Regions from separate parts of the Homo sapiens genome. Here region 2 is linked to region 1. A link is a contact called in ENCODE Hi-C or POLR2A ChIA-PET data. All regions are on one chromosome and are shown on one strand. Each heading gives the region's core, a stretch centred on a gene start or an enhancer-like site at or near the end of the contact. The rest is flanking DNA. Distances are from core to core; before and after follow the strand shown.

Region 1 (7,161 bases), core at 195-2,694:
CAGCACATTTCACAATAGCAAAGACATGGAATCAACCTAAATGCCCATCAGTGGTAGACTGGAAAAAGAAAATGTGGTATATATACACCATGGAATACTATGCAGCCATAAAAAAGGAATGAGATCAGTCTTTTGCAGGAACATGGATGGGGCTGGAGGCTATTATCCTCAGCAAACTAACACAGGAACAGAAAACCAACTACAGCATGTTCTCATTTATAAGTGGGAGGTAAATGATGAGTATGAACACAAAGAAGGAAACAACAGACACTGGGCTCTTCTTGAGGGTGAAGGTTGAGAGGAGGGAGAAGAGCAGCAAAGATAACTATTGAGTACTGGCTTAATTCCCAGGTGATGAAATAATCTGTACAACAAACCTCCATGAAATGAGTTTACCTATGTAACAAACCTTCACATGTACCCCTGAACCTAAAATAAAAGTTAAAAATAATGAGCAGAATTGTATAATTGTTTTGAGATAATTATCTTTCACTACAAAGATTAATAACAAAGGAACAAAGGTGGTGCCAGTCTGAGTTTGGACAGGCAGTTAGTTGCTGGGCAGATATCCTCACAGAAGTATTTTTTGTGTAAGGTTGTGATGACCTTTGTGCATTGTTGTGGCTTCTGTAGAGTCTTTTGTGGAAGTTTTTATTATCTGGCATATAAGTGTGAGAAGCCTCTCTTCATAGCCCTCCCCAGCTCTATTTGTCAGGGTTTTTTGTATTTGTTTGTTTGTTTGTTTGTTTTAAACATACATGACTCCATTTTGATTCCGACCACTTTCATATTTCTCTTTTTGATTACGATTGTTCTCGGAAGGTATCACAGATCAATCATCCTGTAGTTAGGTTTTGATTGTCCTTCAGTACCCAAATGAACCTGCACTGAGTTGCTGGTCTGTCCCACACTGGAGAGAGTGATTGGCAGCTAAGAGTCAATGTCAAACTCTGTTTAGCAACATTTCAGCAATAAGGGAAGTTTGAATGGACAGCTCTCCAGTCACTCCTCAGGTGGCTCTTCTCTTTTAAAGACAGAATTATTTGGGGATGAAAGACTATTGAAAAAAAAGATTGTTGAGAATCTATTATATTCTAAGCCTATTGGAACAGAAACTGTCTCAGAATCATTTTAGTATCTGACCCCACCACCAATATCCCGGCACCTAGGCCCACAGTAGAAACTAATAAAAAATCTCATTGAATGAATAAAAGATTTATTGCCTGATTAAGTAAATGAATGGTCACTCACACTTGTGACATTTGTAACTTTTAGGGGATCCTGTGAACTGAGTTTCCCAGGCTCCAATTTGATTCAGTTCTTTTCTTTCTCATAGCCCAGCCAAGCCTTCTTGATCCCATTGTGATCCTTCACACTGGAGGACTAGTCAAGCAGTTAATCACAGCCGGTGGTTTCTTCAGCTGCAAAGGGAAATGTCACTTTCACTGTGACTCAGCTCTTTTCCACTGCTTTCTCGAATTGCTGTTTGTTGAATAAATCTGGTCGAGTTTGACAATAAAGGTCTCCCAGGAAGTGTTAAAATAAATGAGGTCTTGGTAAGGTGTCTCCTAGACATTTAAAACAAACAAAACAAAAAAAAAACACACTTCATAAAAACAATTGTTTGGTTAATGGGCTATCCTTTGATTAAAATTGTAAGCATTTGATTTAAAACTGGCTGGTAGAACTTTCATTTACTAAGTAGTTTACATTTAGGTATCAGTGTTGTCTTTGAAGTATAAGAAGGTGGTCATCTTTTTGCTATATGCTTAAAAGGATTTATCAGTTAGTGTTGACTGGAGTGCCCAGACTCTGAATCTACATGGAGAGTCACCCTTGCAGTACTTGAGCAGCCCCATGTCTAAAAATTTTGTTCCTTTCAATATGATTATGTTTCCCTGCCTCTTCATGTCTGGCCCCCCACTTGGGATGTTACAGAACTACCCTCAGTTGCCCAATGAGCCACTGATGTAACAGAATGTGTACCTGCCCTTACAGTGTCTTCCAGGACCCACTTTCTGATGTCCTGTGTTTTTCTGGATACATTTGGTACTCCTATACACACGCTTTCTTCACTTCTCCTTGTTGACCCTGCCTGGAGAGGAGAGATCCTATAATATTCCTTTTGGTTAGAGACCGCTTTTGTGTTCATTTCATAGAGCTGCCATAACAAGGTACACAAACTTGGTAGCTTAAAACAACAGAAATTTGTTCTCTCATAGTTTCTGAACACCAGAAGTCCAAAATCAAAGTATCATCAGGATTGGATACTCCTAGAGTCTCTGAAGCAGAATCTGTTCCATGCCTTTCCCCTAGCTTCTGGTAGTTCCCAGCAATCTTTGGCATCCTTTGGCTTGTGGATGTATCACTCCAATCTCTGCCTCTGTGGTCACATGCTGTTCTCCTCTGTGTGTCTCTTTGCATCTTCACCTAGCCTTCATATAAGGACACTAATCTTTGAATTTAGAGCTCACTCTAATTCAATATGACCTCATCTTAACTACTTACATTACATCTGCAAGGACCCTATTCTCAAATAAGGCCACATTCTGAGGTTCTGGCATACGTGAATTTTGGAGGAACACTATTCAATCCAATACACCTCCTTTCTTCCCAGCTGGGTCTTACAGGAGCACAAGGTATCATTCAAGCTTTCTTGAGATTTTGCCCACACCCTATGCCTACATATATATGTGCAAGCTCATTTATCTAAAGAGAAAAGAACTAGAAAGCTAGGCTTTCATCATTTGAATGCACATTTAAGAGTGGCAGCTCGGAGAAAATAATGTGCATATAAATTATTCAAAGCTTGTCTCGTGGTATCCCAATAAGGGTAGTTACCTTGCAGTGGGCAGGCTTATCACTGATCTTCAGTAATGATAATAAAAGCTAACACTTGTTGATCATAAACAGTTTTTTAGGGAATATTTCAAGCATTTCATAAATGGTATCTCATTAAATCTTTACAACAGTTTTGTGAAAGAAGTACTAAATTGGTATTATCCTCATTTTACAGGTGAAGAAATTAAGACTTGCAGAAATTAGTTTATCAAAGGTAACAATATTCTTAAATGGATGTCAGAGTCCAGAGATGAAACTTTTAAACACTTCAATGTGGTCTTCTTATAAAAAATACATTGTCTTCTCCATTTGGCAGATGAGAAAAAACGTGGGTACAAGAAGTTAAGTCATTTGTCTGAAGTGTTATAGCCGGTACATCTGAAATGAAAATCCTGATCTGTTTTCCCTTAAAGCTAAATTCTTTTTATAGCACCTGACTGCAAATTTGTTTCTACAGGGGCCCAGGTGATGACAGCAATGGAGGAAAGTGGGTAGCTGGCTCTTTGAGGATCCAGCAGATCAAAAAAAAAAAAAGAGGTTGAATTATGAATAATAACCTCAATGGTTTGTCCAAGAGTTTGCTAAACCCACACTAGCCTGACTATGCCTGAGTTTAAATTTGGGAGCCCTTTCTTTCCTTTTGACGCTGAGATTCTGTGAGCAAGACACTGCCCTCAGCTCCATGGGTGTAGGGACACAGAAACTCCCATTTAGGGGGCTTCAGGCTGATAATACTGACTATACTGATACCTAAATGTAAACTACTTAGTAAATGAAAGTTCTACCAGGCAGAACTTTTAAATACTTAGAATTGTAAGTATTTAAATCTAATACTTACAATTTACTTTTAAATAATTAAAATTTTAAGTATTTAAAACTAATACTTACAATCAAGGGATAGCCCATTCCTTGATTAAATGATGATGGCCCAACTTAGAACTTGGTGTTAGGACTCAGACCACTTGCTGGCTTCCAGCTCATTTCCTTTCCTCTTTTTTTTGCCTTTTCCTACTTATTTATACCCTTTGTTCAACTATTTTATAAATATTTTCCACAATCCACCAATAGGTTTCCTATCACCCATGTAGCATATCATTTCCCCTTTGAGATTACCTTGAGATTTATTTTAAATTGTGCCTCAGTCTCTTTCTCTAAAATGAACAATATCATCTGCTTTGTAAGAGTTTTATAATCAAATGAGATAATTATTTAGTGATCTAATAAACATTTGCTATGATTAATTGAAGGAACATTCAGTTAAAAAGAGAAAGATATAGACCATAATTTAACCAAGGTAATTTCTAACAAATTACGGGCCATAATTTCAGATAGAAGGAGGTTACCTACTCTCCTTACACAATGGCAAAAATTTGGCCAGGTCTCTGACTTTCAAGCATCTTTTGATATAAAATATCCTGTTCTACTTTTTCTATAAAGCACTGAAATATTTCAGAAATTCTTCCATTTCAGTGTCCAAGTTACATTTCCAACACCAAGTCTCAAATATGGAAGTGACATCAACAACATCAATGCCAAAACTCTTTACCAGACTATGCATTGATTTTTAATTAATTCAATTAATTCCCCATAGTTTAGGCAGAGTTAAACCTTTTTATTTTAAAATTACAAGTTCTTCGTTTTGAAGAAATCCAGGACAAACCATAGCTTCTTGTCAGTTTAGACCTCTCTTACACAATTATAGCTCTGACCTCAATTTAGCCACCAGCATCCTCATAGTTATATAATTCCTGGTCTCGTCCTCAGTCAGCACTGCCATAAGACTCAATCTTGTCACAAAACTTCATTCCTAGGACAAGAAAAAAAAAAATACAAGGCCACAGTGTTGTCTGACCATAGTTCTTTAACAATGTCCGGGGCTCTTTCCTGCAGAGGTGTGTTTAGCTGAGGAACCTCAGATTTCATATCAGACAGGCACCTGCTCCTTAAGGTTCAATTGGGCTCTTCCTTTTGCTTTTATCACTGAGAATAAATGCACATTTTACACTCATACATTTCCATTTTTTCCAGGCAAATTATAGAAGGAGTGAGAGAGCATACCTATGTTATCTGAGAGAAAACTGGCAAAGACAAGCCAACCCTTTGAGGATGCTATGCTTTACCTCGGTAATGACACAAAAAGTGATGAAGGATGCAGTGCCAGTCTTGGAAGGACAGAAAGTACAGGGGCATATCTCACAAAGCATAGTCTTTGGAATGAACTAGGGTGATCTAATACATGGTTTTGGGCTGTGTTTCTTAAACTATCTGTGATGAAGACCCTTTCTATTCCTTCTCCAGTCCATCATGGACTGATCCTTTTATAAAATATAATAAAAATGGATTACTAGAAAAATAATGAGAAGCAAAATACTAATCCATATTTTTTGATTATATTTAACAGATATAAACTTAATTTGTCAGTTTCTATAGAAGTTTCTAAACACTCTTAGTTTTGAGGTCCGTCTTCTCATGGACTGAGGAGGGTTCATGCTAATAATAATAATAATAATAATAATCAGAGGGATCACGCTTTGGGTGGCACTGCTAGTATGGAAGAATAGTGGTCCCAGATAGGCTTCACACTGGGTCACTTGGGAAGATGTCCCCAAACTTGTGTTTATTGAAAGGGGAATCATGTGGATGTTGTTCTGGTATTGTGTTTTTTTAACAGCTTCTCAATTCTTTCTAATGTGCAGTGAAGTTGAAAAACATTCCTCCAGAATAACAGGCCTTGTTATTTAAGCTTCATTTCTGTCAATTACTGACAAACAGCCAGATCTACATAAAGAGTAATAACCTTGAAGGTACAGACAGCTTAGACATTCTAGCCCTGACCAGCTTAATTACATAAATAAAATTCTAGCTTTTATTTTTTAGAGATAGCCCTGGCATTCATTAAAAAAAAAAAAACTCAAGGAATTTCTTTAAGACAAAATGACATTCTTTGCTCTGATATCAGCATTAGTTGACCATTTGATCTAAATTTGTTTCTTGTGTGAATTTACCAGAAGGGGATACATTTTACAGTATGGTACACATGGACCTGTGTGTAAAACCAGACTTCATTTTACTACCTGTGGGAATATGGGCCAGTTATCTAAAATCTCTGAGTCCAGTTTCTTTTTTAAAAAACTTTTAAGTTCGGGGGTACATGTGCAGGTTACATAGGTAAACACATGTCATGGGGTGTTGTTGTGCAGATTATTTCATCACTGAGTTTTTAAGCCTAGTACCCATTAGTTATTTTTCCTGATACCCTGCCTCCTTCCACCCTGTACCCTCTTATAAGCCCCAATGTGTGTTCTTCCCCTCTGCATGTCCATGTGTTCTCATCATTTAGCTCCTACTTATAAATGAGAACATGTGGCATTTGGTTTTCTGTTCCTGCATTAGTTTGCTAAGGATAACAGCCTCCAGATCTATCCATGTCAGAGCAAAGAATATAACCTCATTCATTATAATGGCTGCCTACTTTTCCGTGGTGAATATGTACCACATTTTCTTTATCCAGTCTACCATTGATGGGCATTTAGGTTGATTCCATGTCTGTGCTATTGTGAATGGTGCTACAATAAACATACATGTGCATGTGTCTTTATAATAGAACAATTTATATTCCTTTGGATATATACTCAGTAATGTGATTGCTGGGTCGAATGGCAGTTATGTCTTTAGGTCTTTGAGGAATCACCACACTCTTTTCTACAATGGCTGAACTAATTTACACTCCCACCAACAGTGTATAAGCATTCCTTTTTCTCCAGAACCTCGCCAGCATCTGTTATTTTTTGACTTTTTAAAATGGCTAGTCTGACTGGTGTGAGATGGTATCTCATTGTGGTTTTGATTTTCATTTCTCTAATGATCAGTGATGTTGAGCTTTTTTTCATATGATTGTTGGCCACATGTATGTCTTCTTTTGACAAATGTCTGTTCATATTCTTTGCCCACCTTTTAATGGTGTTTTTTCCTTGTAACTTTAAGTTTCTTATAATGCTGTATATTAGATTTTTTGTCAGATGCATAGTTTGCAAAACTTTTCTCCCATTCTATAGGTTGTCTGTGTACTCTGTTGGTAGTTTCTTTTGCCGTGCAGAAGCTCTTGAGTTTAATTAGATACCATTTGTCAATTTTTGCTTTTGTTGCAATTGCTTTTTGCATCTTCCTCATGAAATCTTTGCCGGTGCCTATGTCCTGAATGATATGGCCTAGATTGTCTTCCAGAGTTTTTATTGTCTTGGGTTTTACATTTAAGTCTTTAATCCACCTTGAGTTAATTTTTGTACTTGGCTTAAGGAAGGGGCCTAGTTTTAATTTTCT
Region 2 (7,282 bases), core at 3,180-5,679, 370 kb before region 1:
CTCAATTCTGTTTCATCAGAGTTATAAAGAGGACATATATTTCAACGCAAAGTGGGAAAAAAACTCCTGATTGTGTTAAAACAGCCAAAATGCCCTGGAGTTGAACAGCCAACAAAAGCATTCTTCTTTAGAAAATTTTCTCTTATTTCATTTTCAAAGTTGTTCTCACTTTTATATGACACTGACACCCCTCTGAACTATCTAGACCAAAGATGACAAATGCATAACATATGTGCCACACCCCTTCTCTAAGTTCATACATGGCACAGCTAATTGATGTGTCTTTCTTGCTGAGCCTATACTTAGCCTCACAATCTTTCTGAACACAACAGTGATAGAACAAAGATGAATCTATTAGGCGTTCACACTCTAAGGTTTAATCTGTTCTTACCACTTGAACTATTCCATGGGATTCCTTGGCTGCTGATTTCATTCATGCTCATTTGTTCATAGGGTCGGTGCTAGATACTTTGATTTTGTGAAAGGTAAAGTGTTTGGCCCTCTATGCCATTAGAAATCATGGGTTTAGGGTGTCTTATGTAACTCAAGAGCTACCAGTGCTGTAATTTATATTAGAATCAGGTTGTGACATATCTAAGAAAGATGGTGTTGCCCACACAAGCCCATTAAGTCACATGTTCACAAGTGTGGGCTTATTTTTCCATTGATAATAGCAATGGACCCTGTTCAAATAGAGGGAATCAAGCCGAAGCCTTATAAAGGATTTTGGAAGTTCTTACATGGTCTCAGACAGGTGTAGTGTGATATACAGGGGAGGCCAAAGAAAGATTCTCTAGAGTCTCTCCAATAGAGACGTTTCTGTGATGGAACCAGCAGGGCTGTATCTTTCAAAATTGCTTTTCTAAATGCCCATGTTTACATGAGCTAAGAGCAGAGCTAAATGGTGAGACCAGCTGCCCCAGGCTTTAGAAAACAGACCTGAGTGATGACAGAGGCGGAGCATGCAAATATCTCATTGATCTGTGAGTTAAAGGCAGGTCCCAAGTTTTTTGGTGGGAGTCAAGGCTCAGCTAATGGAAATCAAAACTGAAAGGGAGGAGAGAATTCTGTAGGAGTTTGAGATCAGGATGAACCTGTTCTTGAAGAAGTCTGAGAAATGATGCAAGAAGCTCTGGAAGACGAAAACACAGAGACAGACAGACATGGAGACTCAGAGATTCAGAGACAGAGTGGCACAAAGTCTCAGAGACACAAAAGTCAAAGAGCTGCAGACAGACGGATAGAAAGATAGAGACACAAAACTCAAGAGACCAAGATAGACTCGCCAGCTCACACAGATAGCCAGAAGCACATGGGGACAGAGACTTAGGGAATGCACATGCAGACCCAAAGAGTGATCCAGGAGACAGGGGCAGAGAAAACAATGAAAGATAAAGATGTCTTTAAAGATAAAGAAAAATCCACAGAGCCTGACTCAGAGATGGACCAACATACCCAGGGAAGTCAGATTTGGACAGACCTGAGGGACAGAGCCACTACTTGCGGGAGGGGTGAAAACTGCATCTCACTGTACTGAGATCCTTCTGTTCGGTCCCCAGGGAAGCCTTCACAGTACAGGAATGGCTGCAAGACCAAAAAAGCACCACTGCTCTCCAGTAACTGAGGCTCAGGGAACATTTTATTTGGATTGGAAAAAACCTTGAAAAGGCCTAGAATGACTAGGCAGGGAATGAAAATCAGAGGTTCTCTTAAGAGGGCTCATCTTCAAGTAAAATCAAGCTTGACTCTGGGCTTACTATGGTTACTCTTGTAACTTATCCCTCACAAAGTGCTGGTTCAGGGTAATTGTCTTCAAACTGTGGTTGCCATTGACAACCTACCATTGTGGGCTAGTGTAGGAGACAGAGAGGGTCACTTTCAGGAAGCTTCAGCTATAGGAAAGAGCTATAAGTACATTGGGGTCTGTAAAAAAAATACAGGCAGATTCTTGTTTCATTAGTTATCTCTTCTCTATTCCATGGTTTAGGCGATACCTCTAACCAACGTCAATTTATTCCACCAGTAAAAACCACTGGGCATAAGGGGACTGAGTGAGTCTGAAAGTGATGAATGCAAGTACATCATCAGCGTTGGTTCAGTGGAAAGCTCACTGGCTTAAGTCAGGAGGCTTGAGTTCTGGTCTTGGCCTTGACTCAACTTGGGGCAATTCAACATTTAAACATCTGCTCTTTATCAAGTGGTATGCTCAGATGGAGAAGGCAAAGATGAATAAACCACTGTCCTGCTCCTAAGGAGTTCACCATTAAAAGGAGTTTACTGTGCTCTAGCCTAAAGCAAGTGGCTAAACCTCTTAGTACCTCAGGACTGACATCTGCAAAATGGTTTCAAGAGTATCTGGTGAATCAACCCAAACATGCAATCAACTTGTATAAGTCAGAACTCTAGGAGCAGTAACATGAAACCCAGGAAAATTTAGAAATTTATACTGATAAAGCAAACAATGAGTTATAATATATTTGTGAGACATTAAGGTTTTCAAAATTTCTTTGATACCATTTTGAAAACATACACAAAAGCAGAACTAGTTTTGTTTGGACATGAGTCGCTTATTTTGCTTAGCTCAATGGAATTGCTGGATTCTACCCTTGTTCCTTCCTGACTATTCCCGGGTTAGCACTCTAGTTTCCTACTCACCAATCTGAAAACTCCCTCACTAACCCACTATCTTGGCTCTAGCCCCATTGCCACCCATCATGCTGAACTATCAGATTAATCTACCTAAAAACAAAACATGATGACTATGTAATTCCACATTCCTATGAACCTTCAGTGAGTCCACATTGTTCATTGACCAAATCTATTTTAGGCCCTCCAGAATCTAGATCAACCTAAATATCCATGCTTTCAGAGGGAAGCAAGAGCCTACTTTGAGACAGATCAAGAAGGAGATGATGGAAAAATATCCTACCAAAAAGCAAAAGCAAAATTATACATATAATATGATTACAATTCAATCTCTATATATGTTTGTGTGTGTGTACAGAAAAACATTTCTTAAAAACTAGAATCAAGATGAACAATGTTATTTTAGGTAGTAGTACATGGCTGACATTTTAGTGCTTTTCTTTATATTTTGATGCTTCTCTTCATCTCTCTAATTTTTGATAATTAATATATATTACTATTATTTTCAACTATTTATTATAAATAAATTCAGATATACTGGAAAGTAGAAAAATAGCATCAATGTTACTGCATTGAAATAATACCCATATTTCAGGTAGAATAATTTTTAACCTTTTGCCACATTTTTAATACAACGTTTAATTTTGACTCTTTCGATGAACAGTTTTAAAGTAAATTACAGATATCCTGACACTTTAACCCTAAATAATTCAACATGCATCTCTCAAAAGTGACATTCTTTTACATAATCATCATACTGTTATTAAAACAAGTGATTACTCTTACACTTTTTAAAGTTATAAACATTTTTAAACAAAGAAGGTCTAACAACAGATAATGGGGGCAGGTGCTAGTGGGCAGGGTCAGGGGAAGCATGACCATAAAGAAGCAAGTGGTGAGCAGCGAACACTGATAAGGCCCAGCAGTGTTCACTGTGCTCTTGGTAGAGGCAGGCCTCTATCAGGCAGTAGGACACAGAGGTCGATGGGCTCAGAATAGGAATTTATCCTCTACGGGAGTTGGTAGGAGCCAGAAATTAATGCAGGTTTTAACAAAATATCTAAGAGTATGGTCATGAAAACAGAAGTACAAGAGAAAAGCCAAGTTGAAGCTTCTCATAGGATGAGATGGATAGAGGTAGAGACCAGAACCAGACCACCAGAATGCTGACAAACCAGATGGGTCTTGGGGACTGGGTGGGTCTGAGTTCATGTGAGCTTTTTCAATTCTGAATCCTTGCATATTTTGCTACCATCACTCCTTTATTCAGGCCATTTTCTCTGTAGAAAATTTCACCTTTTCTAACTTCAACTGACAAAAATCATATCAGCTCCAAGGCCATCTTCTCCACTTCTACTGTGGAGAAGATAGCCTTCCATAGGAGATTGTTTTATCTAGACACTGTCACAGCCCTCAGCCCACACAACACTGCATTCTAACTCTACATGCATATGAATCCTCCATCTCTGCACAGCCATGCCTTCTTTATTGTAGTCTCCTCTATGCTGCCTTGCCTGGCGTCATCATACAACAGATAGATCTATGACCCAGTAGAAGAGTGAATGAATGAAACAAAGTGACTCCCCACAACATGGACAGTCTGTGGGACAGATTTCCACTTGTAAGTAGAAGGAAGTCACCCTTTGGAGGAACAGAAAAACACCACAACTGAAGAGGAAATTCACTTGAGTTATGAAGAGATGGAACTGTACACTAGTTACATACTAATTATACAACCACAGAAGAACCACCTTCCGTTTTTAGAATCCAAGATTACAGAGCTGTGCACAGAAGAGGAACAAGCTGTATTGCTGTAGTTAGTGTCACACCGCTGTAAACAGGTTCCACTGAAATTTTGACTTTACGTTTCTTAGCTGAATAAATTTTTCTAGTCCTGAAAATGAATTCTACACAAAATTCAATAATGTTCTGATTAACTAGAATGCTGGCCTGGCTTTGTGTACATGTGCATGTATATTATGTGAGGAATAGAAAGAATAATGTCTTTTATAGTAAACTTTGTTATAATCACAGAACTTTCTTTGCTTCTCTCAGTTCATATTAAGAACTATGAACATGTACTAGTATAGTAAGATGAGAGAAATTTGATGAAAACCAGGAGGTTACATCAGCAGTCAAGCATGAAGGCTCTGGAGCAAAACTCTTGGATTTGAAGGTATGTTAGAATGGAAACTTAAGCATGTGATTAAAACTCTGTTCTTTACTTTTCTCATCTATAAATGGGGACAACATTAGTAATAATACCCACCTCACAGCAATGTGTAAATTAAACAAGTTCACATGGGCAAAGGGCTTAAACTAGTGCTTAGCACATGATAAGCATCCAATAATTACTAATTGCCATTACTAGAATACATACCTTTGACCAGTGGGCTCTACAAAGCAGCACCATGCAGTGGAAAGCTCTGGGGTAAGTTCCTAGGTGTGTCTCTCAGCTCCACTACTTACAAAGTCTGTGACCTGGATCGTATACTTAGCTTATTGAAGTCACCTTTTGCGTCTATGAAATGAGTATGGTGATATCGTATTGAAAGTGTTATTGTGAAGCCTAAATGGCATTATGCGTGTGAATGGTATGGTGCTGATGCATAGTAGGTGGTCAGTAAATTAGGACTATCACAGCAGGGAAACAACCTGGTTTGTGAAGTCAGCATGGGTTTTGAACACAGACACTCAGAGACTGTAGGCAACCTGATTTTTCTGCTCTTGAGTCTCTTCCTGTGTAAAGCTGGAATACCAGTGCCTTTCAAAGACCAGAGCTGGTGTCTACAAAATGCCTGCCTTATAATACGGACTCATTTTGTTTATTATCATTTATTCCGTGGGTCAGCAAACCACCAGCTGAGGGTTAATTCCTGTCAGACACCTGTTTTAGTATGGACTGGGAGCCAAGAATGGCTGTACATTTTGAAATGCTTGAGGGAAATAGAAAAATATTCATAAAAATTATATGAAATTCACATTTCAGTGTATAAATAACGTTTTGTTTGAACACCATCACGGTCATTTGTTTCTGTGTTCTCTGGTAGTTTTTGCACAACAGCAGATGTGAGTAGTTGAGGTAGAGACTGTAAGGCCTGCAAAGCCTAAAACATTCGTTACCCGGCCCTTTATAAAAAAAAGGTTTGCTGCTCCATGGTCTACTCTAAACTTCTCTTATATGTGACTAATTAGTTATCAATTTATTTAAATATTCAGAGCTTGGAATCTAGTTCTTTGGCACTGGCCAATCCAGCCAAACACTGGCACTTTCTTATACAACTTTCGATTTGAGAAAGTATTTAAAAAAGAGAACGTTTATTATGTTTCTCACTTGGAGTTACAACTGACTAGATCATTTGAATATTTAATTTTAAAGTATGCTAAAACACTTTCATTTTGTTATTTCTTTTGTGTTTATACATATATATAGCTATATGTAGAAATAGTATAGTAACCTTTGTTAAAGCCAAAGAATTGCTGGAATTTTCAGTAATTTAACTAGCTATTCTTTACCAGTTTGTTACTTAGGTGATATCTCCAGTATTTGTTACTTGTTTTATTTTGCCATATTTTCATTTTGCAAGCAGCAAACAGCCTGACCCATCTCCTCGTTCATGGTCCACCTCCTTCCTCTCCCCTGATTCTCCACACCCTCACTTCTTGCCCTCCCCACACCTCTCTTCCCCCTAAGCCCATACCCTCCCCTGAGAAGTGTAAGCGAAGCTGAGCAACAATTTAAGATGGTTTTATTTCTCCTTTGCTTCTGGACACATTAATGTATTTTAGATGAAAGAAAATTAATGATTTTAGGCTGACACTCTATAAATGAGACATGGAAAAGCACTGTGTTGCTTGATTTAGGTATTTTAGAAAATAATAAACCTGTACTCTGAGCAAGTTGTATATGTCCTGGAAAGGCAAGTGATGGATTTGCTGCAGTTCAGGGCTCAATTTACAGGATTTACATATTCCAGAGCCTGAAAAAAACAGAGGCCCAAGAACAAAGACTTCTGCTATTTCTGTAATTTAACCACTAACTTATCTGTTTATGTCTATCAAAAACATAAACGTAAGGATTTATCTAACTACTCAAATAACCTCTTAAAAATAATTGAAAAATTAAGTCATTAAAACCAGCTACCTTTTATCTATCCATTACATTAAATCATTTTGTTTTTAAGGAGGTCTTTGGAAACTAAATTAATCAGAAGGTTTGGTAGAGATTCTATCTCGCCAGTGGTTAAAGGTTCAAAGAAAAAGTCATTATAATGTTCGAGTTATGTTCAGTATTCTGGCAGAGGCAACAAGTCATTGTCAAGAGTTCTCAAATTGTTATCTATAAAAAATGTATCAGTGAGGTGCTGCAGGAGCAAGTACTGGCACAAGTTGATTATTAAATATTCAATTCGATGATGTTAAATTGTTGGCAGCTTGAAATTGTCTATAGTGGGAGTATTTATACCAGGGAATTAGGCAAATTCTTGAAATCAGGGCTTTCTCCACACCCCAACTCTTCCCAGCTGTTTTTCCAGCACACTGTTGAGTATGCTTAAATAAGCCATACATCTGAGGGTTCTTTTTGGGAGAACAGAAATGTCCTAAAACTGATTTATGGTGATGGTTGTATCACTCT

Evidence for each region. Hi-C counts contacts between places; a loop is a spot of excess contacts on that map. ChIA-PET counts read pairs that join two places held with the same protein, here RNA polymerase II (POLR2A). Pooled maps may share reads with other maps.
Region 2: a pooled map shows a loop between it and region 1 (2.6-fold over the local background). The contact joins two enhancer-like sites. A Hi-C loop is called at or near these places in 1 of 50 pooled maps. POLR2A ChIA-PET finds 5 or more read pairs at or near these places in 2 of 52 experiments (activated CD4-positive, alpha-beta T cell and activated T-cell).

The regions. Positions count from the first base shown.
Region 1 is chr4:99,441,539-99,448,699 of GRCh38, reverse strand. No RefSeq gene overlaps it. Among named protein-coding and RNA genes, the nearest start is that of ADH7, 9.8 kb to the right of the region's middle. RefSeq lists an enhancer at 966-2,165. Within about 2 kb of position 1,444, at least 5 of the 41 ENCODE cell types and tissues checked have a DNase peak (open chromatin) inside an H3K27ac peak, as active enhancers do.
Region 2 is chr4:99,819,183-99,826,464 of GRCh38, reverse strand. The region is part of intron 1 of DAPP1 (dual adaptor of phosphotyrosine and 3-phosphoinositides 1); the gene reads right to left. Among named protein-coding and RNA genes, the nearest start is that of DAPP1, 6.0 kb to the right of the region's middle. RefSeq lists an enhancer at 4,049-4,418. Within about 2 kb of position 4,429, at least 4 of the 41 ENCODE cell types and tissues checked have a DNase peak (open chromatin) inside an H3K27ac peak, as active enhancers do.